2 separate regions of the Homo sapiens genome follow, and region 2 is linked to region 1. A link is a contact called in ENCODE Hi-C or POLR2A ChIA-PET data. All regions are on one chromosome and are shown on one strand. Each heading gives the region's core, a stretch centred on a gene start or an enhancer-like site at or near the end of the contact. The rest is flanking DNA. Distances are from core to core; before and after follow the strand shown.

Evidence for each region. A loop is a pair of places that touch in the nucleus more often than their neighbours do. ChIA-PET counts read pairs that join two places held with the same protein, here RNA polymerase II (POLR2A). Pooled maps may share reads with other maps.
Region 2: a loop to region 1 is called in a map of dorsolateral prefrontal cortex, with 2.6 times the contacts of the local background. The contact joins the enhancer-like site here to the promoter of POLD3 in region 1. A Hi-C loop is called at or near these places in 1 of 168 maps with a recorded cell type or tissue (dorsolateral prefrontal cortex) and 5 of 50 pooled maps. POLR2A ChIA-PET finds 5 or more read pairs at or near these places in 3 of 52 experiments (AG04450, MCF 10A and WTC11).

Annotation. Positions count from the first base shown.
Region 1 is chr11:74,588,135-74,595,883 of GRCh38, reverse strand. POLD3 (DNA polymerase delta 3, accessory subunit) reads right to left here and starts at 3,302. Exons shown (of 12, transcript NM_006591.3): 1 at 3,166-3,302; 2 at 1,768-1,823. The coding sequence starts at 3,225. RefSeq lists an enhancer at 3,007-3,640.
Region 2 is chr11:74,677,746-74,685,494 of GRCh38, reverse strand. It overlaps the pseudogene RN7SKP297. Among named protein-coding and RNA genes, the nearest start is that of MIR4696, 39 kb to the left of the region's middle. Within about 2 kb of position 3,619, at least 14 of the 41 ENCODE cell types and tissues checked have a DNase peak (open chromatin) inside an H3K27ac peak, as active enhancers do; they include dorsolateral prefrontal cortex, where a contact is called at or near this core.

The sequences.
Region 1 (7,749 bases), core at 2,053-4,552:
GGGAGGCCAAGGCAGGGGCTTGAGCCTGGGAATTCAAGACCAGCCTGGGACCAGCATGGGAAACATGGCGGGACTCCATCTCTACAAAAAATTTAAAAATTAGCTGAGTGTGGTGGCACGCACCTGTAGTCCCGGCTACTCGGGAGGCTGAGGTGGGAAAATCACCTGAGCCCAGGGAAGTCAAGGCTGCAGTGGGCTGAGATCACACCACTGCACTCCAGCTTGGGCAACAGAGTGACATCCTGTCTCAAACAACAACAACAACAAAAAATGTCTGTGCTTCAAAGCACACCATCAAGAAAGTACAAAGACAATCCACAGAATGGGAGAAAATTTTTGCAAATAATTTTTCAATCAGGGTCTTGTATTCAGAATATATAAAGAACTCTTAAAACTCAACAACAACCAAAAATACCCAATGACAAAAATGGGCATAATTTTGAATATCTATTTCTCCAAAGATATGGCCAAGCAGCATATGAAAAGATATTCAGCAACATTAGTCATTAGGAAAATGCCAATCAACATAATTTATGAGATACCACTTCACATCCACTAGGATGGTTAAAATAAGACATAATAAAAAGTTTTTGCCAGGTGTGGTGATGTACACCTGTAGAGCTAGTTGGTAGGCTGAGGCGGGAGGATCCTTGAGTTCAAATCCAGCCTGGGCAACATAGTGAAACCCCATCTCAAAAAAAAAAAAAAAAAAAAAAAAGAGTTCATCCATGAGAAGTCTGAGGGAAAAAACAGTGTTAGTGTTAACCAGAATGTGGAGAAACTGAAATACTCATATACTGTTAGGACTGTAAGAAGCGCAGCCATTTTGAAAAATAGTTTGTCAGTTCCTCAAAATGTTAAATACAGAATTATCTCATGACCCAGCAATTCCAATCCTAGTTTGGCTGTGTCCCCACCCAAATCTCAACTTGAATTGTAATAATCCCCACATGTCAAAGACGGACCAGGTGGAGATAACTGAATTATGGGGGCAGTTCCCCCATGCTCTTCTCATGATAGTGAGTTCTCACGAAATCTGACGGTTTTACAAGGGGCTTCCCCCTTCGCTCGACACTCATTCTCTCTCCTGCCACCCTGTGAAGAGATGCCTTCCGCCAAGTCTCCTGAGGCCTCCCCAGCCATGCGGAACTGTGAGTCAATTAAACCTCGTCTTTATAAATTCAATCTCAGGTGTGTCTTCATAGCAGCATGAGAATGGACTAACACAAATACCCAAGATAACTGAAAATATATGTTCATATAAACACTTATAGATGAATGTTTTATACATGAATGTTCATAACAGCATCATTCATAGCAGTCAAAATATGGAAATAACCCAAATGTCCATTAATGATGAATAAACAAAACTTGTTGTATCCATATTACAGACTGAATCATGTCTCCAAAAAGGTAATGTTAAAGCCCTAACCCCCAATACCTTAAAATGTGACCTTATTTAGAAATAGAATTATAGCACATGTAATTAGTTAAGACAAGGTCATATTGGAGTAGGGTGGATTCGTAATTCAGTATGACTGGTGTTCATATAAGATGGACGTGCAAAGATACAGATATACAGGGAGAATGCCATGACAATGAAGGCAGAGATTGGAATTACGCAGCTACAAGCCAAGAAATACCAATGATTGCCAGCAAACCAAATTAGCTCTAATCTATGTAGGCTATCTGTAGAGTTAAAAGCAAAGCATAACAAAACAAAAAAAAATTCCAATATGATTAAAATTGGTAGTAAATTGGACTTACTGTTTGGCCTGGTTAACATGAACCCCTAGTGTATAGCTCAGCCATTTGTATGTCACCTGTAACAAGAAAAAATTTTTCAAATGTTTTATTAGATGACTCCAGAGTGCACATCAGTCCCGAAGGTCTGTTGCTAAAGATTCCTATTCTTAGATGATTATGCCTTACAAATTACAATAAATGCCACTGCAGTTTTCCCAAGAACTATCTATCTGGGTAGGCAGGACCTATTTATCTTAAAAATGCTAAGAAGTTTGTTTCATGAACTAATGAAAAGTAATCTAAAAAGACAAGCTGAACATACCTAACAGAAAAAACTCTCATTTTCCTCACATTCCTTGTTTTACTCAGGCCCTTTCCTCATGATGTTTTTTTTGGGGGCCACCAGCCAAAGCCATCCTAAAACTCATTCAGAAGCTAGATGACTTTGAAGTGTGATGTCTCAGAAACTTCTAAAGAAAGTTGCACCCATGCAAACATTAAAGGGCACAGGTGGTGCAGGGGTCAGGAAACGAAAAAAGTGGGTAAATATTTTTATAAGAGATTAGATTGGGAACTACCAGCATCAAGCCTTCATCCCTCCTAGACCCAGGATGCCTGCACTCTCTTCTCTCAAAGTCTCTTCCAATTCCAAATGTCAAGCTTCCAATAGTTAGAAGACTTGCACAGGTTAGGCAAAGGCAGTGTGATGTAGAAGAAAGCATTAGTAAGAGGACAGACCTAGGTTGAAAAACTGCCTATCCCTTACCAAACGCAAATAAACAAGTTATTTGGCCCCTCAGCTTCAATTTCCTCATCTCGGGATACCACCACCGACCTGGGATGGGGTGCGGGGAGGTCACTGTAAAGATTAAAGTGCCTTGGCACACAGCAGGCACTCAATCATCACGGTTTGCAAAGTGCACTCACATCCATCAATTCGCTCGATCTTTTCCTCACCCGTGTGAAGCGGATCAAACCTCTATCAATGCTTAAATTTCCAGGAAGAGGAAACAGTATCTGGAGGTTACGCAACTTGTAACTTAACACAGTTAAGACACGATTTCCTCAACTGTAAACTTAAAACTTTAAACGCCAACCACCTTAAAAGAAAGGTGTAGGGACGCCTTAGAACTCTCAGCCAACGGCCCTCCCTCCGCGCCCGGTCTCCGCGGCTCCAGCCCCAGGCTCTGTTCCCAGCACGCCCACCCAAGGGACGCGGACTTCCGTGTGTGCTGGAGGACCTTCCCGACGAGTCCTCGCTCGCTCTGGGGCACAGAGCTCGCCCAGGTCCCCTCGTGGGGACCTGTCTCCCCTGGTCCCCACGAAGCCACAAGCAGACAGAGGGTCAAGGCTCCCGCCGCCCTAGCCGGGCCCAGGACCCCGGTCGCACGCCCGCGTTCCCCAGTAGTAGCTGCTCACGATCTTGTTTTGGTCCGTGACGAACTCGTCTATATTTTCCAGATAAAGCTGGTCCGCCATGGTGCGGCAGCGCTGGGACCCGCCTCTAACCCCTCTCTCAATCACAGCCACAGCTCCCGCCGGCGGGAAACGTCTTTGCTCCCTCCCAGGTCCCGGGTCGTTTCCCCGGCAACGGAGGCGACGCACTACGGCGGCCCTCGAAGGGTCAAACTAGTCAGGGAGACGGCGCAGACGGAGGTAGGCAGAGCTAGTAGAAAACACCGAAGTGCGGGGCCTCCTGGCTGGTTTTTTCCTATACCTACGTACCTATGATAAAGTTTAATTTATAAATTAGGCACAGTAAGAGATTAACAAAAATAACTAACGATAAAATAGAACAATTATTATTATACTGTAATAAACATTAGTGAATATGGTCTCTCAACAGATGTCATTGGGTATAATATTTCCCTACCGAGGTTGGCTGCGCGTGATGAAACCCGGGAAAGCCAGGATAAAGGGGAGACTATTGAAAACAAGTAATTTTAGTAGTGCTGCCAACTGGGGAAAAGTACTGCCTGTTATAATCCCTCAGAGTTGAGAAATTAGGGAAGGTTTTTCCAGAGGGGTTGAGGAGAGGCTGAGTGTTTCGGATAGAAGCAGGAGAATTTGCTGGAAAAGAGTTCATTATCTCTGGATTGTTAGGAGAAGAGGCGGATGAGAGAGACTTGGGAGAAACCAAATCGTTGTGCCTAGGAGACTGTGAAGAGGCGCTTGAGCTGTGTTCTCAGGAAAACTTGGAGAAAAGTTATCAGGTTGGGGAATTTCAACTCAAATTTCTCCTAGTATCACCCCCGCAAAAATCTTTAATAATTGACTTCAGCATAAGCCGGTGCAGTTCAGTATCGCAGGTGTAGTGCGTAAGAGAGTGGGCTCTAGAGTCAGACTTACTGGGTTTGAATCCTGGTTTTGCTGTTTGTTGTGTAAACTTAGGTAATTCTTTAGCCACTAGGAGCCTATTTCCTTATCTATAAAATGGGAATAATAACAGTACCTACTTCAAAGGCTTGTCGCGACATGCATTCATTCAAAGCATAGCAAAATCCTGAGAAAGGCCAGATACTATTCTGAGTGTTGAGGTGCTGGGGCTGCAGCTATGAGCAATAATAAACCGAGCCTGTTCACATGTAACTTACATTCTGAGATTTTTAAGTGAAAGATAGTGGTGGTTTAAAATAGGGTAGCAGACCGGGCGCGGTGGCTAACGCCTGTAATCCCAGCACTTTGGGAGGCCTAGGGGGATGAATCACCTGAGGTCAGGAGTTCGAGGCCTGCCAGGCCCACATGGTGAAACCCTGTCTCTACTAAAAATATAAAAATTAGCCGGGCGTGGTGGCACGTGCCTATAGTCCCAGTTACTCCCAGGGCTGAGGCATGAGAATGTCTTGAATCCAGGAGGTGGAGGTTGCAGTGAGCCGAGATCATGCCACTGCACTTCAGCTTGGGAAACAGAGAGAGACTCCGTCTAAAAATAAAATAAAATGGCTCGGCGCAGTGGCTCACACCTGTAATCCCACACTTTGGGAGGCCGAGGCAGGCAGATCACCTGAGGTCAGGAGTTCGAGACCAGCCTGGCAAACATGGCGAAACCCCGTCTCTACTAAAAATACAAAAATTAACCAGGTGTGGTGGTACACGCCTGTAATCCCAGCTACTCGGGAGGCTGAGGCAGCAGAATCACTTGAACCTGGGAGACCGAGGTTGCGGTGAGCTGAGATGGTGCCACTGCACTCCAGCCTGGGAAACAGAGTGAGACCCCCCTCAAAATAAATAAATAAAATAAAATAGGGTAGCAGTGCCAGGCACAGTAGCTCACACCTATAATCCCAGCACTTTGGGAGGCCAAGGCAAGTGGATCACTTGAGCCCCAGGAGTTCGAGACCAGCCTGAGCAACATACTGAAACTCCGTCCCTACTAAAAAAAAAAAAAAAAAAAGCCATGGTGGCACGAGCCTGTGGTCTGTGGTCTGTGGTCCCAGTTCTGAAGTGGGAGGATGGATTGAGCCCAGGAGGTAGAGGTTGCAGTGAGCACTTGATCATGCCACTGCATACAGCCTGGGTGACAGAGTGAGACCCTGTCTCAAAAAATAATAATTTTTTTTTTTTTTGAGACAGAGTTTTGCTCTTGTTCCCCAGGTTGGAGTGCAATGGCGCGATCTCGGCTCACTGTAACCTCTGCCTCCCGGGTTCAAGTGATTCTCCTGCCTCTGCCTCCCAAGTTGCTGGGATTACTGGCATGCGCCACCACACCCGGCTAATTTTGTTGTAGTTCTAGTAGAGAGGGGGTTTCGCCATGTTGGCCAGGCTGGTCTCGAACTCCTGACCTCAGGTGATCCACCTGCCTTGGCCTCCCAAAGTGCTGGGATTACAGGCGTAAGCCACAACGCCAAACCAATACATTTTTTAAAATAGAGTAGTGGTAGTGGAAATTGAGAGAACTGAGTGACTTGAGTTTTGTTTTAGAGTCGGCAAAACCTGCTGATGAATTACACGAGTGGAGTGTGGAAAAAACAGGAATCAAGGAAAATACCTAGATATGGAACATAAATCTTTAGGTAAATGGTGATGCCCTTGACTGAGACGTGAAAGACTGGAAGCAGATGAGAAAATCAAATAATTCTATTTGGCCAGTTACAAATGAGATAATATACATAAAACTCTCATGCAGTACCTGCACACAATAAAATCTATGATCGTTGACTATTACGTTATTATATACCAGACCTACTATACCAGGTACTTTAAGAGCAATATTTCATTTAGTCCTCATAGCAATGCTGCAAATGTATTATATTGTCCATATTTTATTTTATTATTTATTTATTTATTTTGAGACGGAGTTTTGCTCCTGTTGCCCAGGCTGGAGTGCAATGGCGCAATCTCTGCTCACTGCAACCTCTGCCTCCCGGGTTCAAGCGATTCTCCTGCCTCAGCTTCTCGAGTAGCTGGGATTACAGGCATGCACCACCATGCCCAGCTAATTTTGTATTTTTAGTAGAGACAGGGTTTCTCCATGTTGGTCAGGCTGGCCTCGAACTCCCGACCTCAGGCAATCCGCCCACCTCAGCCTCCCAAAGTGCTGGGATTATAGGTGTGAGCCACCGTGCCCAGCCTGTTTATTTATTTTGTTTTATTTTTTGAGATGGAGTCTTGATCTGTCGCCCAGGGTGGAGTGCAGTGGCATGATCTCCACTCACTGCAACCTCTGCCTCCCAGGTTCATGCGATTCTCATGCCTCCACCTCCTGAGTAGCTGGGATCACAGGTATGCACCACCACACCCAACTGTATTTTTAGTAGAGAGGGGGTTTCGCCTTGTTGGTCAGGCTGGTCTTAAATTTCTGACCTCAAGTGATCCGCCCACTTCGGCCTCCCAAACTGCTGGGATTACAGGTGTGACCCACTGTGCCTGGCCATTGTCCATATTTTAGAGACTGGATTGTTGCGGCTCAGAGAGAAATAGATTTTTCCAGGATTATTAGGTGGTTGCTGTGGGATCAGAACTCAGGCCTCTTGTCAGTGCTCCACAGGAGTGGGAAGTAAGTCAAGATAATTAGCTAGGGAAGAGTCTTGATACTTATCCCTATGCCAAATGGAGCAGATGACAATGAGGTGGCTACATTGTCTGGGCTATATACCCTGGGGTTGGTAGTCTGGCACCAGGAAAATTTAGGACACTAACACACACGAAGAGTTTAGGAGCGGAGGTTTAATAGGCAGAAGAGAAAGAGAAACAGTTCTCTTTATATATAGAGAGAGGGGTCTCCTAGTGATCATGGTGGCAGATGCGCTGGACTTTATAGTCCAGCTTGAGGAGGCGGTGTCTGATTTATGTAGGGCTCACAGATTGTTTCGATCAGGTGTGACATTTACATAGCCCAGGGGTGAAGGCTGGTATCCCCACCCTGATCTTATGATGCAAATGAACTCTCCTTGGCTGGCACCATCTTGTCTGCTCCTTACTGTACATGTGGCTGGCAGAGAAGGGATGATGGAGTCGCCATCTTGAACATGTCTAGTCCCTAGTTCCTGCCCACATTCACCCGTGCAAGCTCCCAGCTTGCTTGTCTATGTCTGAAGCTCAACTTTACAGGCTGGTCTTTGTTAGAAAATGATTTGGGGCTGCTTTTCATGAAAAAGAAAAGCCTTACCATGGACTTCTATACCCTTACTATCTGCCTAAGTGATTTCTTCTTAACTCCTATATCAACCACACTGTTTAGAGTGCCCAGCCCAACCCAATGGACCTGCCAATATTAGGGTTGAATGACTTAGCTGGATTAGTGGTTACCCTTGGGAGGGTAGAAACTGGAAGGGAGTATGAGGAGGCTTTTGAGATGAAGGTAATATTCTTGATCTTGGTGCTGGTTGCATGGTGTGTTGAGTTTGTGAAAATGATTTGAGGTATATACTTTTGATATGTATAGTTTTCTATATGGATGTTTGCGTGAATCAAAAGTTTAAGGAAATTATTTGAGGAATCTTAACTACAGTGTCAAGTCTTTTCAAACTAGGAAAATAGAAAATAGGTAGAGGTATTAGAAAG
Region 2 (7,749 bases), core at 2,370-4,869, 89 kb before region 1:
CAAACTAGATTTATAAATCTCCAAGACCCAAGATCTTTAGAGCTTGTTTGGAGGTTCTAGTAGGGGAGCATAGCTCCTCATATACCCTTGACAGAGGGATGGTCCTCCTGTATCAGGAAGGTCATCCTCTTTGACCAAGCATGCAGCTTCAGGAGGGATGCACTGGAGTGGTGAGGGAGGAAGGGGACACCCGCCTAGCCAGCCAGACCGGCCAAATCAACCCTGTGATCATTGAGGTGACAGATGTCACAGCCAGATTGTCTTCACATCAAAAACCCAAGATCTTAACCAGTGTAGAAGGCAGTCAGTGCTTTAGCAGAGGACTAGAGAGTACGGAAGGAGTTCACAGGAGACAAAGAGCACCCCTACTGGGGCAGGGTGGGGCACAGTCATAGAGAAATAACAACATATAGCTATTTGAAAATGGGGGAGAGGGAGGGGAGAAAGTATATTTCCAAGGAGGGGACAGGTTAAGCAAAGTCAAAGCTGCAGGAAAGCACAGGTGTTTGGGATTGAACAGGGGTGGAGGGTAGTTTTGGGGGCACTGAGAAAGGAGACTGGAGATGTAGCCAGGTCCCAATTTGGAACACGAGGCTGAGGGGTCAGAGCTTTATTCTGAAGACAGTGGGGAGCCACACTCCAGTGACCCCACTCCTCTGCCCACAGGGAGCTCTCAAAGGGTGCTGAGCAGCAGCAGTCATGCACAAAAATGCCTTTAAGAGGGTGAATGCAGTGTGTGGAAGACAGGACTGTTTAGGGGTCTTCCTGCCTCTGATGGCATTTCCCACTCAAGGGCACCTGTGATTTTCCCATATCCCTAGGAGGAAGGGTTGATGTGAGGTCATGACCATTTTATGAGTGAGGAAACTGAGGCCCATTGGGAGACATGCGGGCCTGTGAGGGTAACAAGGCCCAGTGATGGGAACAAATGTCTCACTTCAGTCCTGGTGCTGGGAGTATGGGGACCAGCGATTATACTTTTCCTAGTTTATGGCTCATTCATCCTCATTCATGTAACAGAATCAGCATGAGGCTGTGGATTCCAAGGCCCCAAGCCCAAGGGTTCCGATTCAGCAGATGTGAGGTGGGGCCATCAACTGGCCTTTTTAAACAAGCACCCTGGTGACTCAGGGCCAGAGTATCCTTCAAGAAACCCTCAAGGGTGTAAGGATCCCAACCTCAGTGGGAGAACGCTGCCCATGATGCAGCCTTACCTGTGAGGGCCTCCTCCTGCCCCTTCCTCTGGGGGTGCCTCAGCCCAACTCAGGCCTCATCAAGTCACTGCCTCCAGCCTCAGCCCTTCAACCCCTCCTTTACACAGCAGCCCAAGTGAACTTTCCAAAAAGCAAAGCTGGCTTTCTCACGGCCCAGCTCAAACCCCTCCCGTGGCTCCCCGTCACACAGGTGGAAGTCGGCCTCCCCTGCCCGGGTTCCCGGGTCCAGCTCCAGAGAAGGCAACGCACCTGAGTTTTACTCCCCCGTTGCCTCTGCCTGGGCTGCCTTTTCCTGTGTACCGGGGGACCCCTCCTCAACCTCACCTAAGACGCAGCCCCCTGCCCCCAGAAAGGCTTTCTGTCCCTTGCCCCAGGACTAGAATACCTGCTGACCTTTTGTTTCTTATGTAAACCTCCCAGCAATACTCTAAGGGCTGGCTCCGGCTAGCGCTATTAATAATGGGGAAACGGAGGCTCAGAGCGTCAGTAACTTGCCCCAGGTTCCTCTGCTGTAAAAGGCGAGATTCGAACTCCAAACAGCTGCCCCTGGAGGGCTCCACTTCCCGCGGTTGCCAGCAGGGGTGCGCGGAGCCGCGGGGATCCGAGAGGCGGGGGCCGCGGTGGGGGCCGCGGTGGGGGCGCTGGAAGAACGGGGGCTTTGATTCCCATCTCCCGGCGCAGACCCAGACGCTAATTAAAATCGCCTGGGCCGCGGGGGCGGCGGGACGGGCACAAAGCCGGCTTTGACCGGGCGGCGGCGGCGCTGGCGGGCGCGGGGCCGCGTCGCACAGGGGCTGCTTGTGGCCGTGTTTGTTTTCGCTTGTAAAGCGCGGCCGCGAGCAGTGCCCGGGCGGCGTGGGGGTGCCCAGCCCGGGGAGGGCCCCTGAGGCCACGGCGCCCGCCCGGCCGCGCTCGCTACCCAGGGCCACCCTGGGCAAAGCCCTGCCCACTAGGGCCTCAGCTTCCCTTTCTCTCACAGGATGATAGCGGTGTCACTAGGAATGAACGCTTATTGGGCGCTTACTGTATTCCAGGGCCTGGACCGAGGCTTCTCCCACTTGGTTTTATGTCATCCTCCCGGCTCTATTAATATCCCCATTTTACAGATGAGGCCCAGGGAGGTTGAACACCTTGCCCAAGGTCTCACGGGTTTAAAGGAAAGAGCAAGGCCTAAAGTCCAGCAGAGGGAGAGCAGGGTTCGGGGCAGCTGGGTCACAGGAGGTGGGTGTATCGGGGAGAATGTTCCTGCTCAGAGCCCGCTCACTGCCTATCAAGCTGCGCTTTGAGAGTGAACTCCCATCGCCGGGGTACTGAAGCGGAGCCTTAGACTGAACCAGTGGGGGCCCTCTGAGCTTCCTTCCAGCTTGGGCCATTAGGGTCCCTCAGTGTGCGGGAGTGGCACTGCCCTGAAAGGAAAGCCTTTTCTGGGCTGCACTGGGCATTGGGGGTGGGGTCCGAGTATTGCCAGTGCTGGCAGAGGAGTAGGTCTCTGTGGATGGGTGGGAACCAAGAAAAGATAGGAGCTTCTTCCTTGGGAGCCCCCATGTTTGGAAGAATCTCCTGGCTTCTATAGTCATTGAATCACCAAATCTTAGTGGCCTTTGCACTTGCACCCACCCTGTGGTTCTGTCTTTCACTCACTTTTCACTGAGATTCCCACTCATCCTTCAGTTCTCAGCTCAGAGCAAGTTATACCCTCCCAGCACCCATCACTTCTTCATACCCATCACAGTGGTAATGGTGCACTCAAGGCATTGGCCCTTTCTGTCTGACTCAGAGCCCTGAGGACGAGACTGTATCAGCTTGCCCCCCTCTCAGCTACCAGGTCCCTCCCTTCATAAACAGGCCCAGGAAGGTGCACTGGGGAGTATTTCCTCTGGTGCCTCCAGATCAGAGCTCAGTCAAGGCCTGGCTGGAGGTCTTGGGATGAGAGTGGGCATGGTCAGAGAAATACAGAAGCCCGATGGGGGCCCAGGCTCACTGCCTAAGGAGGTGACTGATAAGGCGGCTGACAGTGTCCATCCAGTGACATGGCACCGATGGAGTGTCCTGTGGCTGGGGGTCCTGCCTCCCTTCTGAGACTGGTTCTCTGGTAGCCTCAGCTCTGTGCCTCTCTTCCTCCCTCGAGCTAGCCCCCCAGCCCCTATTTGCCCTGTGTCTGCAGATGGCTGGCTGGGAGGGCTTCGACCTGGATAGGAGTCCCCCACTGATCCCAGCCACCTGTGAGGAGGAGAACAAGGCGGGAGGGAGGATTTCTCTAAGGCTCTCCCCCTCCCTAAGACCTGGGAGCCAGAGCTTGGACAGAGACACTATTAACACAAACTCTGCAAACATGGCTTCTAAAAATAGCTCTGGCTGGCAAGGCCCACCTGGCACAGACTGCACCTTTGCGGCTGCTGGCCTGCTCCCCTTGGAGCATGGGCCATCAGTCTGTCAGCAGACATGTCACTCTGCCCTCTTCCCCCAGGGGACGGGGCAGCCACAGCCTTAGGTGGGATCCAGGGGAGAGACCCTCGTGAAGATGGGGCTTGTCCCAAACTGATGAGGGGGAGAGGGAGGATGTGCGATGTCAGGAGGAAGACAGTCTTGGCGATAAGGTGGATTGAGGAGACAGCACTGCCCACAGGGAACTCTCAAAATGGGTTGGGGGAAGGACACAAATGTATGAAAGAAGACCAAAGCAGCATTTAAACTCCTGCAAATGAAAGTGCCAAGACGAAGAAGGAAAGCCTGCGGGGAGGAGGGCAGGGCCAGGAGCGTGGTTCCATGATCATTATAGACCCAGATGGGGGTGGGCATATGGTCACCCCCACAGCAAATCCTCAGGACCTCAGAGCCAGGAAGGAACCCAAAAGCTCACCTTGTCCAACCCTTTTATTGGACACATGAGAAAACTAAGGCCCAAGTTGTTGAGCCTTGCCCCAGGTCCCTCCACACGGGTCTGCTGGCCTCATGCCATTTCCACCAGGCCTCTGGGCCTCCCTGTCTGCGGGCTGATGGAATGACCATAATTAATGTTTCTCAGAATGCTCCTTTTTCATTGTCAGTTTATTGAGAAAAGCTTTACTGAGCACCTACTGTGTGCCACACACTGGGTTCACAAAGCTGAACTGGACAGGCAGGCCCCTGCTTTCCAGGCTAATGGCAACACCCACTTGTGTGCACAGAGCTCTCCTGTGCATTCACATAAATTCACAGAATGGAACACAGTTTCCCAGCTTACAGCTGAGGAACCCGAGGCTCACGGAACTTTGTCATCAGCAAAGTTGGGGCCGGAGCCTCCCCATGTTGCCTCAGGAGGCCCCGGGTTGCCTCCGAGTCAGTGGGGACAGGCCTGTAGGAGGCTAGTCATGTGCTCCTGGAATGTCTCCTGTCCCGGATGCCACCATGGAGGAGAGCTGAGAGGGCGCTGGAGGCCCTGGGACCGGAAACGCGCAATTCCGCTGCAGTGCCTTGCTTTTGGTTGGGTTCGGTGGCGTACCCGGACACATTACATAGGTAGACCCTGCCCTCGCAGAGCTCATGGGGAAGCCCTGCTGCTCCCTATTGGGTAGCTTCTAGTAGTCCTCCCTAGCCCTCCTCATGAATTCATCAGACCACACACAAATGCCCACTCCTGGAGTGGGAAAATAAAGCAAGAGCGGTCGTCTTCCTCCCCGCCCTCACACAGGCTCCATCAGGGTCTCTGGAGGGGAGGGGCATAGTGGTCAGTAGATGTGAAGCCACCTGACCTCCCTCAAGGGCACCTGTCCGTGCTGGTCCCTCACAACAACCCCTGGGAAGTGCCCATCTGAGTTCTTTCTGTAGACACCCCAGGCTCACCCTCGGTGAGGACCTGTGTTCCTTTCTCCTCTTTTTCTGGCATCACGGTGAATTCTTCTCTGCAGTGGGTTCATTCAAGGTGGAGCCTGCACATCCACTCCAACTATTCCCCCATGCCCCCAGGGGCACATCCCCGCATCTACACCTCCCTGCTTGCTGCCCAGAACTTTCCAGAACACCATGATGCAATGCTTGCCTAAGTCTCCACATCCATCACACACCTTGTGGGCTGACAGGGCCCTGACCCTGGGCCCAGGGAGTAGCCAGCTGTTCCACTCTGCTCACAGACTCTGGAGATCCATCTGCCACAGAGAGCTCTCCATGCCTTAGAAGGCCCCCTCCGTGCACAGCCCCATCGGATGAAAATGGCCACTCTGAACATATGATTGTCATTTTGAGATGACCCTTCCACCCTAGCCACACCTGAGCAAAGGCCACATCTCTGGGCTGGACCTAAGAGAGGCGTGTGCTCTGTGAGGCAGCCCGGCTCTGGAACACTGAGGGTAAGTAGAGTCAAAACCTAACCTGAGGGCACAAACCATGTTGGCAGTCATGCCTTCCCTAATATTTTGTTCTCATGAAACGGCTCCCCATTCCCTTTCACGGAAGCAGTGTGGGCAGGTCTTTGCCCAGCGCAGGCCACTGACCAGCCAGAGGTGGGGAGAGTCCCAGCTCACAGGCCCCCAGAGCCTGAGGAGGCCCCTGGGAAGAGTCTGCCAGTGAGGTGATGAACTCACTGTGCTCCCTCCAGGGATCTGGCCTGGGGCCGGCTCAGAGCACTGGGCCAATGGGAGTGGAGGGGACAAAGCACACAGAGGGCTGCCTTGGTGTCTGAGCCTTCCCCAGTTCCAGGCCACACAGGTCCCCCAGAACTACTCCCAAGGTGCCCTGAGAGAGTCTGTGCCCCTTGCATCCAAAATACTGGTCTAGCAAACAGATCCTTTCTCTTTGGGGTTTAAGTGGGAGACCCAACAAGTGTGAAGGAAAGAGCAGCAGACCTGGCGTGAGGCTGGGGAAGGAGCTAGGGCTGCTGCTACTTTGGAGGGCACTGAGGAGCCACCAGGCCAGCAGGGCTGCAGTGTAGACACTGCCATCAAAAGGCCATGCCACCGGAGAAGTCCTTCTGTGCTCCCTCACTGTCCCCACAGTACCTCAGGGGCTCTCTTTTCCTTGTAGCAGGAACAACCTAAACATGCCACTGGACTCCTGCAAAAACCCTTGGGCTGGAAGGGAGAAGCCCCAGCCATGGCATTAACTGCAGGGTGACCTAAATAAGTCACTCAGTCTCTCCCAAGCTCAATTTTCCCATCTGGAAATTGGGGAGACCAATCCCAGTTTCTCCGTATCCTCCCACAAGACATGGTGTTGGCAGGAGGCGGGGGCTGTGAGAATACAATGAGATCACAAATTGGAAAACACACGGAGACTCGGCCTCCAGTTACAAGTGATTCGTCATTTATGACCTTATCTGCACGAAAACACCAAATGGCAAATCCTTGCCTCTGTCCTCCCTCAGGTTAAAAAGATTCTTCTGTCATGCGGTCAATGGATACAGGAGAGTCTCCCTTGGGTGCTTGACTCCATTTGGGGGTGGAGAGGGGGTTCAAGAGAACAAGGCCCCGGCACAACCCTCCCAGGGCTCACAGTCTGTCTGAGATGATGAGATTCACACACACATAATCACTGCCATATTTTGGTGCACTGACTCGATGGCAGCCCTGAGCAATGTGTTTTATACATAATGCCAGCATCAGTAGATCAACCCCATTGCTCGGTGTTGCTGTCCTCTGCCCTCACTTTATCATGAGGAAACAGAGCTCAGGGAGGTGGCTGAGAGGCTTGTCCAACGTCACAGTTGGGGAAGGTGGGCTAGAACCCAGGACAAGCTGAGTCTGAGGCCTTTGGTCTTCCCAGCACCCCTGGCTGCCTGTGAGGCTGTTGAAAGAGGGTTGTTGGTGGGTGCTGCCTCATAGTCAGTCCCTGACTGGCCCTGTGCTGGGCATGGGCATCCAGAACAGAATCTTGAGCTTTAACCCCTGAGGATCCTGTGGTGTGACCAGAGCTGACTCACTTGCACATCTCAGAGCTCCCAGTGCCCCAAGCCCCATCCTGGCACAGCCGACCCCTCACCATCAAGAACTGTATCTCCAATATGTATGCAGCTATCTCTTCAAAAAGACTATGAGCTTGGCCAGGTGCAGTGGCTCATGCCTGTAATACCAACATTTTGGGAGGCCGAGGCAGGAGGATGGCTTGAGGACAAAAGTTCAAGACCGGTCTGGGCAACATAGTGAGACCCTGTCTCTACAAACATTTTTAAAAAAATTGCCAGGCATGGTGGCACGTTCCTGTAGTCCCAGCTGCTTGGGAGGCCAAGGTGGGAGGATCAATTGAGCCCCGGAGATAAAGGCTGCAGTGAGCCATGATCATGCCACAGCACTCAAGCCTGGGTGACAGAGTGAGACCCTGTCTCAAAAAAATAAATACATAAATAATAAAAAATAAGAAAAGACTATGTGTTCCATATTTGACAGGTTAGAGAGAATAAATCCCCTCACCTTTGACCCTTCATGAAGTCGAGATGGGAGGCTTAGCAAGGTCTAAGGAACTAGGTGCAGCTCAAGGTGTTGGCAACAGAGCCCAGCGTGAGCCCAGGGCATCTATGGGAGTCACACAGCTGCCATCTACCATGGGTAAATGTGTGCGTCAGCCT